Regions from separate parts of the Homo sapiens genome. Here region 2 is linked to region 1. Evidence: chromatin contacts called from ENCODE Hi-C data. All regions are on one chromosome and are shown on one strand. The core of a region is the stretch at or near the end of the contact, and the rest is flanking DNA. Distances in the headings are between cores, read along the strand shown. Region 1 holds the start of TTC17 (tetratricopeptide repeat domain 17). Region 2 holds the start of CRY2 (cryptochrome circadian regulator 2).

What was found. Hi-C counts contacts between places; a loop is a spot of excess contacts on that map. Pooled maps may share reads with other maps.
Region 2: a loop to region 1 is called in a map of ascending aorta, with 7 times the contacts of the local background. The contact joins the promoter of CRY2 here to the promoter of TTC17 in region 1. A Hi-C loop is called at or near these places in 1 of 168 maps with a recorded cell type or tissue (ascending aorta), 1 of 37 single-sample maps with no recorded cell type and 7 of 50 pooled maps.

The regions. Positions count from the first base shown.
Region 1 is chr11:43,357,608-43,361,657 of GRCh38, forward strand. TTC17 (tetratricopeptide repeat domain 17) reads left to right here and starts at 1,313. Exons shown (of 24, transcript NM_018259.6): 1 at 1,313-1,506. The coding sequence starts at 1,348. RefSeq lists an enhancer at 1,172-1,441 and a silencer at 1,572-1,651.
Region 2 is chr11:45,845,877-45,849,797 of GRCh38, forward strand. CRY2 (cryptochrome circadian regulator 2) reads left to right here and starts at 1,599. Exons shown (of 12, transcript NM_021117.5): 1 at 1,599-1,829. The coding sequence starts at 1,615. RefSeq lists enhancers at 1,050-1,159, 1,210-1,259, 1,620-1,859, 1,790-2,311 and a silencer at 2,260-2,369.

The sequences.
Region 1 (4,050 bases), core at 63-2,562:
GTTAACCTGCCAATAATATCTCACTATATTGCACACTGCCCAATGGTTACATTTCCATACCCAGAGACTATCAGAGTACCAGGCAAAAAGCAAATAAGCCATATATTTTTAATGAAATGAATGTTCAGTCTTCAGGCCTTTAAGAAAAGCTGTTCCTGGAATGAAGAAAAAAAAAACACCAATGCTGTGGTTGTTTCTACATTTCTATAGCGTGGTGTTTAAACACTTAGCAACTGCTCTCCTGCATACACTTGTGTAGAGAAGTGGTTAAACAATATTCTCATCCTTCTTTTCCCAAGGAGAAAACCAAAAGCATACCAACCTTAAATAACACACACAGAGGGCAATCTTGAAAGACCTAAAATGACATATCTAGCAAGAAGCTGGCAGCCAAGCTTGACGCCTGCCTGCCTGCCTGTTGGTTCACTAGAAGAAAGTGGTTCTCAAACTTTAATATGTATACCAGTCACCTGAGGCTATTGTTAAAATGTAGTCTGATTCAGCAGGTTGCGGGGGAGAGGGAGAAGAGCCGAGAATGTGCAGGTCTAAAAAGCTCCCAGGTGATGCCAATGTTTCTGGTCTCCAGACCTAGACCTCTAGCTTAGACCTGTGCTGACCAGTACGTTAGCCACATGCGGGTATTAAGCCCCTGAAATATGACTAGATAAGCTGTCAGTGTAACATGCCGATTTCCAAGACTTAGTTAAAAAAAAAAAAACTAAACTATCTCAATGATTTGTACAGACCACATTGAATTAATATTTTGTGTACTTTGAGTTAAATAAAATGTACTAGTAGGGTTACTTCCCTCTATATTTTACATTCCACACGTGGCTCGCATTATAGTGCTACTGGACAGCGGTGCCCTAAACTAACAACCGTCTCCATTCTGAAGCTTCCACTATTGTGAGACTTTAAGAATAAAAGCAACACCTCTCTTCCCATAGGTGGTTCGAAAGCACACCTTTTGTTCCCCAACTATCTACCAGAAATAAAACGAAAAAACAAAGATTTAAAAAACAATAAAATTGAGTCCTTTCACTTCTGCTTAAGCGCCACCTAAGCCACTGCTTTTGTCTCCCTCCGGTTCCCACGCTCCGAGATCGTATCACCCACAGAAAAACAATAACTAAAAAGCGGTCTCCATCCCTGAAGCCAAGCTGGGAGAGTAGCCGAAGGTCGCGCTTCCTGGCCGCCAAAACCGAGGTGGAGGAAACTTGGTAGTCAGCGAGCTACGCCCTCTCGGCTCCTCCTCCTGCTCCTCCTCCAGGGCCGACCTCTTCAAGATGGCGGGCGCCGGAGACTAGCTTCCGCTTCCGGTGTGAGCGGCCCGGCCGGGGGGGCAAGATGGCGGCGGCAGTAGGGGTTCGTGGCCGGTACGAGCTGCCGCCTTGCTCCGGCCCAGGCTGGCTCCTCAGCCTTTCCGCCTTGCTGAGTGTGGCGGCACGAGGGGCCTTCGCCACCACGCACTGGGTCGTCACGGAGGACGGGAAAATCCAGCAGCAGGTAGCGGCCGGGGCGTCCCTCTTCTCCCGTGCCCGCCCTCGCCCCGGGGGGATTACCCTGCTTGGCCCCTGGCTGTTGGGCTCCGCGCGGCCCCGCCCCCAGCCTACCCTCACAGGGAGGTGGCACCGCGACCTCGGACTCCCTGCATTCGGACCAGGCAGGCACTTCCCGCTCCCCACTTGTCTCCTGGTCCTCGTTTGGCCCCCTAGAAGTTCTCACCCTTCCACCTCGCGGGCCGCGCGCCGCGTGGGGAAGAGTCGCCCAGCTGCGGGAGACGGGCCCTACGGACCTTTTTTTAGCTCGGGGTTTAGAAATCACAGATTTCAGGATTCCTGCCTTTGGTGCCTCTCGGGTTCACGCGTCACCGGCCCTCCCCGAGGAAATAGAAAGCAGGTGGCAGCTCCAGGGTGTGCGCGAGTCCCATGGTATGACAGCTTCTGGACCCCTAGCCTGTGGACCATTCGTGCTGCTCCCCTAGTCTCGTCTACCACATGGTGGATTTCGTTTCTGGTTGTGTTGGTTTCAGCTTGTACCGTTACTCAGGTCAGCAGTGGCTCATTAGAAACAACATAGAAACACTCCCCTTCAGAAGGAATGCTTGAAGATGCCGCTGGTGGCGTTGCCTGCATCTTTTCAGCTGTTACTGCCCTCGTTTCCCAGTGCACTTTGCTTTGTTTCTTTACCTAGTTCTTGTGACCCAGCCTCGCATGGAGGATATGCGATTTCCTGGATTCTTGTATGCCTGAACTAATTCCTCAGAGGCGAGACTGCTTTTCTTATATAACTTTATGATTGCCTGCGTTTTGTAAATGCTGCTGATGCCTAACGAGTGCGTGTGTGTGTTCCGCTACAGAATATTGGTAAACTTACTGACTTCGAACACTTGAGGACAATCTTGAAGTGTCTAGCAAACATTTAGAAAGTGAATTGTGTGCCCCATGCAATTTAGCCCACTGATCTAAAACGTTTTAACTAGTGTGGTGGGAAATTACTGGTCCTTTGGATTGTGTGTAATGAATCATGATAGGAACACATTCCAACGTTTAAGGTGAGGTTTAGATTTAGATTTGCCGTGTAATGTAATTGCAAATTCTATCTCAAGTAAGTTAAGTATAACTAAAAATCCGCCTAGGTATTCATGAGTGGTTTTCAGCATATCTAAGAAAAGACCGTGTTCCTATTGGGTAACGTTTTCTATATGACATACATAAAGAACAGTTTCCTTTTCATTGCCATACTATCTGAGACTTTAAATATATGTGTATGTGTTTCAGAAACCCAAGAAAACACTGTAAGACCATATGTGAGTGCTGGTTGCTTCCACCCTTCTTTTGTTTCTTGATAGTGGTTTTCCCTGAGGTCTCTATGAAGACGTGGAATTAAGTCACTCCTGCTGCATTTTGGGGAGCCTTTCTCCTGTTGGCTCTTCTGCAATATTGTTTTTGGCCACAGCTATTTATACTCTATGACATTGACTTCTCCTTCCCATTTTGGTGTCCTACCACTCAGCTGAAAAAGTAGCCCATCTAAAAAGTGAAAGCTGGTAGAAATGTTTTATGTATATACTTAACATTGCAATGGGAAAGTAGAGTCTGATTTTTTTTTTTTTTTTAACAAATTCCTTCTTTTTGCACTTTGGATACATATGTATTAATGGGGGAAGGCAGGGGTTACTGGAAACTTGCCTCAGAGAAGCAGGGAAGAGCTGAAGAATCTTTTGGATCTCTGCCAAGTCACTGCTGAGCTAAGTAATTAGGCTTAAAGTTTAAAAAGCAAGATTTCTCTATTACATGACTTTTTAAGTGATCCTTTTCATTGAATTTTCCAATACTTTGCTATACATAACATTTACAATGTTATGTTCAGGCAGCCACAAGATTTTATGCCAGAAGAAATAAGGTTGGTGTCTGCAGTGTAACAATAAGAGGCCAGGGGAGGAAAGTTGGATTTAATCTGAAGAAAAGGCACCACATATAAATAAAGTAAAAGAATTGGGTGCTGTGGTGAGCTGCCGAGTTCCACTCTGATAGCTGATTGTGCATGACCCATGCTTCCCTTCCTGGCCATAATTTGTATGCAGGTAGAATCCAAACTATCAATTTAGATCGTGATTAATTATAATATTTGTATATACTGTACTTAAGGACTTGAAAGATCACATTAGTGTATGAAATCCATATATATTGCAGATTTGTACATTCAGAAACATAATTAAAAGCTTAGTATATACAGATGCTCCTCAGCTTATGAAGGGGTTATGTGCTGATAAACTCATTGTAAGTCGAAAATACTGTAAGTCAAAAATGCATTTAATGTACCTACCAAACATTGTAGCTTAGCCTAACCTACCTTAAACGTGCTCACAATACTTACATTAGCCAAATTTGGGCAAAATCATCTAACAGCATCTTTTACAATAAAGTATCAAAATACCTCATGTAATTCATGAATACTTCACTGAAAGTGAAAAACAGAATGGTTATATGGGCACTCAGTACAGTTGCTACCAAATGCATGTCACTTTTGCAGCATTGTAAAGTCAAG
Region 2 (3,921 bases), core at 349-2,848, 2.5 Mb after region 1:
TTTAAGAGCCTGCCAATATGAGACTCTAGTTCAATTTTTACTCAAATAATCCTTGAGCGTTAGGTGCCAAGCCCTGAGCTAGACTTCAGACATACAACTGTATGTAAATAAGCCACAGCCCCTGCTCTCCAGGAGTTTATACTCTAATGGGGCAGAAAGACTTTTAAGCAAGAAATTTCAGTATTGTGTGCCAAGACAAGTGACCAAAAAGAAGCACAGAATAAGATGGGGCACTATTCAGGTTGGGATCAGACAGCAAGAAGGTGACATCTATACTGAACAATGATACAGAGCAAACTGGAGTTAGAAACAAAGATGGAAGAGGGAGTGTGATCTAGACTGCTGGAACAGCTCGTGAAAAGCCCTGGAAATGACAGAGAATGCCTAGGATTGCAGTGACACTGGTTTAGAGAGTGGTGCCAATTAATGCCACTAAATTGCAGACTAAATTACTAAATGCTTTCATCACTCTGTCCCAGGTCCAGGAAGGGTTCCAAGCATGGGCTCAACCTAGGGTCAAGTTGAAACAGACTGTTTTCCACCTGATAACCCCAAAGCTGCAGCTTGACTAAGCCGTCTTAGCCCAAGAGGGTTCCACCTGGCGTCCCAGAAGAATGGGGACAGTGTCCTCCACATCTCTGAACCCTACCCGGAATCCAGTACAGTGCTTTGCACACACTGGATCTACTAAACAGACTAAAAGAAAATAAATTCATCTGATGGCATAATTACTATCTCAATTCAAGTCCCCCACATTCCCAGTCCTTACTCCCAAATCCTCTACTGCTGCATATTAGGGCACTCCTTCCCCGTCCTTAGACTCTGCCACTTGGAATTACCAAGGATCTTCGCACAAAGAGAAGTATAGCTTCGTGGATAAAAGCAGAAATTTCGAAATCAGAATAATCTGGGTGAAATCCTCTTAGCAGCTTTATGATATTGAATAAGTCACTCAACCTGCGGCACCCTCCGTTTTCTTCATCTGTGAAACGAAAACAACAGCAGCTTTTTCACTGGGGTTCGCTAAATGAATGTAACTGGGCTGAGTTGAGAATAGTAAATGAGACCGTCTACGTAAGGAGATGATCATGTCTCTTGCCATATAAAGTGCACTTAATAAATGGCAGCTGTAGTAGAATGATGTAGATGGTGATGGTGACGATGTTGGTGATAATAGGAAGGTCAGCTGTCAGTCTTGCAAGTCACTGGCTGTAGTCACAGCAACCCCTACCAGCCCAGGCAGCTTCTTCTAGAAGCAGGCCCTGAACAGGACGTGGGTAAGAGATCCGCTGTCCCTTGAGACTTGGCCTACTCCCGGCACTCCGCGGACAGCCCCAGCCTGCGGACAGCCCCAGCCTGCGTCACTTGTCCGCATGCCAGCTCCACCCGGGCGGACCCACACATGGTAGGAACGTGAGGGGGCGGGCCTGTTCCGGCGCCTCTGGGCCAATCGCCAGGTGGAAGGCACTCAGCCAATGGCAGAGGGGCTCTGGGGCCCTGTGGGCGGGGACTAAGGGTGGAGTTGCGGCGTCATAGGTCACTGGGCGGGCTATGGGCGGGGTCCACGTCGCCTACCGGGGCGGAGCGGGGGTGGCTGGAGCAGTCTGGACAGTCATGGCGGCGACTGTGGCGACGGCGGCAGCTGTGGCCCCGGCGCCAGCGCCCGGCACGGACAGCGCCTCTTCGGTGCACTGGTTCCGCAAAGGGCTGCGACTCCACGACAACCCGGCGTTGCTGGCGGCCGTGCGCGGGGCGCGCTGCGTGCGCTGCGTTTACATTCTCGACCCGTGGTTCGCGGCCTCCTCCTCAGTCGGGATCAACCGATGGAGGTGAGGGGACCCGGGGCTGGGTGGCGGGGACGCAGCCAGGACCCTGACCCTGGGGTGACCGGCGAACAGCACGATCCCCCCAACCCCGCCACGGCTGGAAGGCCAGAGGGGAGAAGCCGAGACCGGGGAAGTAATTCGTCATGGTCCTAACGCGCCGGTGGGCCAGGGTTCAGCCTCTGACAAAGCGCGTTCGCACTGTTACCCCTTTGAGCCTCACAACTGCCTGTGGAACGGAGATCATGATCCCCGTTGTACAGATGAGACCCTTGAGCCCTGGAGACCCAAAGTCGACCTGCCCAAGGACTTGTAGCCAGTGAGTGGCAGAACAGGGGCTCCTGGTCTAGGGCTCTTACGGTCTACTCAGGGAGGGGCGGAAGGGAGATAACGTAGTGTGAGGGCGGGACGGGTTTTTGCTCGCATTCTTCAAGAGCCCGTTGCTGGGCTCGGGGAGATCACTCCGAAGCCTCTGGCTCGTTTGAATCCGCCCTACCACCCATCCTGGCTACCCTGCACCCAGACCGTCCTGCCTCTAGGGGTGTCAAGTGACCCTGGCTTAGCATTAAATAAGGTCTTCTCCCCTATATTATAAATAAAGAAGCCAAAGGCGTCTTCAGGTGGAGTCGCTTTATGTTCAAAGCTCCAGAGAATCCAGGGGATTCTCCAAAATGTTTTAAGCCCTGCTCTGGAGCTTTGACCTCGATAGAAAAATTTAAAAGAATCCAAAGTGTCACCCCGTCATCCTCTTGTCATGATTTTAGAGGACAGTAGAGCCATTAGAGATGAGACTTTTATGAACTGTTGTGGTAAGGTTAGGGAGCAGGAAAGCCATGATATCAAGGGCCCCTCTGATGACCCCCCAGGAGATGGAGTCGACATGATCATGGAAAAAGATGAACAGGTCGTTAGTGTATTTTCACTGTAAACAGTATTCAAACTAAAGAGTTTTGAGACATAATGTACCCATCGCTCTTCAGAACACCTAGTGGCAGTCGCTCGGTTTGTTTGCATTGTTCTGGGGAATGTTTGCTTGTGGCCTTGTTGCATCGATGGACAGGGTTATTTCCAGGATACCGTGGCTCTCGGCACACCATTCTTTTCTCTCCAAGGTGTGTGCCCTGCTAAGAGAGTGAGTGCTGCTAGCAGTGGGCCTGTTCAGTGTCCCCTCCTGCCCAGAAGGAACAACTAAGGAGTCCTGTGGAGAGCCTGCCCACAGTTTTCAGGCTGCCTTATTGCTCTGTCTCTGCTCCAGTTTTCTACAGATAGGAGGTTGGGTTTGACAAGCATCATCAAATGACCATCCCTAGTGTGCACATTAAGCCAAGCCTCAGACTTTGCCCTGCACCAGTCGGAGCCAGGCAAATGGAATCCGACTACCTTCTTGTTACATTGTCACAGAGTTTCTTCTTTTATTGGGTTTTGGGGGACATTGCATAGTACTGCCTACTCTTTTTTGATAGGGAAGATTAAAAATCAACAATAAAATTCCTGTTGATTAAACTCCAGTTTGCTAGGAACCAGGTGTTTATGGATTTTTGTGGGTCATCATTTTGTGATCGTGCTATCAATCTAGTGAAGAAGAAAAGGAATGTGGCTCAGATGCCTGAGTCAAATCCTGAAGTCAGAGGCTGTGTAAGAATGCAGATATTAATTGATCACTTAATAAGTGCCTAATATCTGCCAGGTACTGCTCTAGATGTTGCTAGGGATACAGCAGTGAATAAGCAGATGTGTCTGTGCTCCAGAACTCCTGGAGCCTACATTTTACCAACAAACAACCATAATTTAGTGAAACGAAGTGCCATGAGAAACATAAGATAAGGGGACAGACTAGAGCAGTGGTTCTCAATCTTGGCTGCTGTGCATTGGAATCCCATAAGGGTCTTTAAAAGATACCTGGGCCCCTTTCCCCCAATTCTATTTTTTTTTTTTTTTGAGACGGAGTTTTGTTCTTGTTGCCCAGGCTAGAGTACAATGGCGCAGTCTGGACTCACTGCAACCTCCACCTCCCGGGTTCAAGCAATTCTCCTGCCTCAGTCTCCCAAGTAGCCAGGATTACAGGTGGCCATCGCCACACCTGGCTAATTATTTTGTA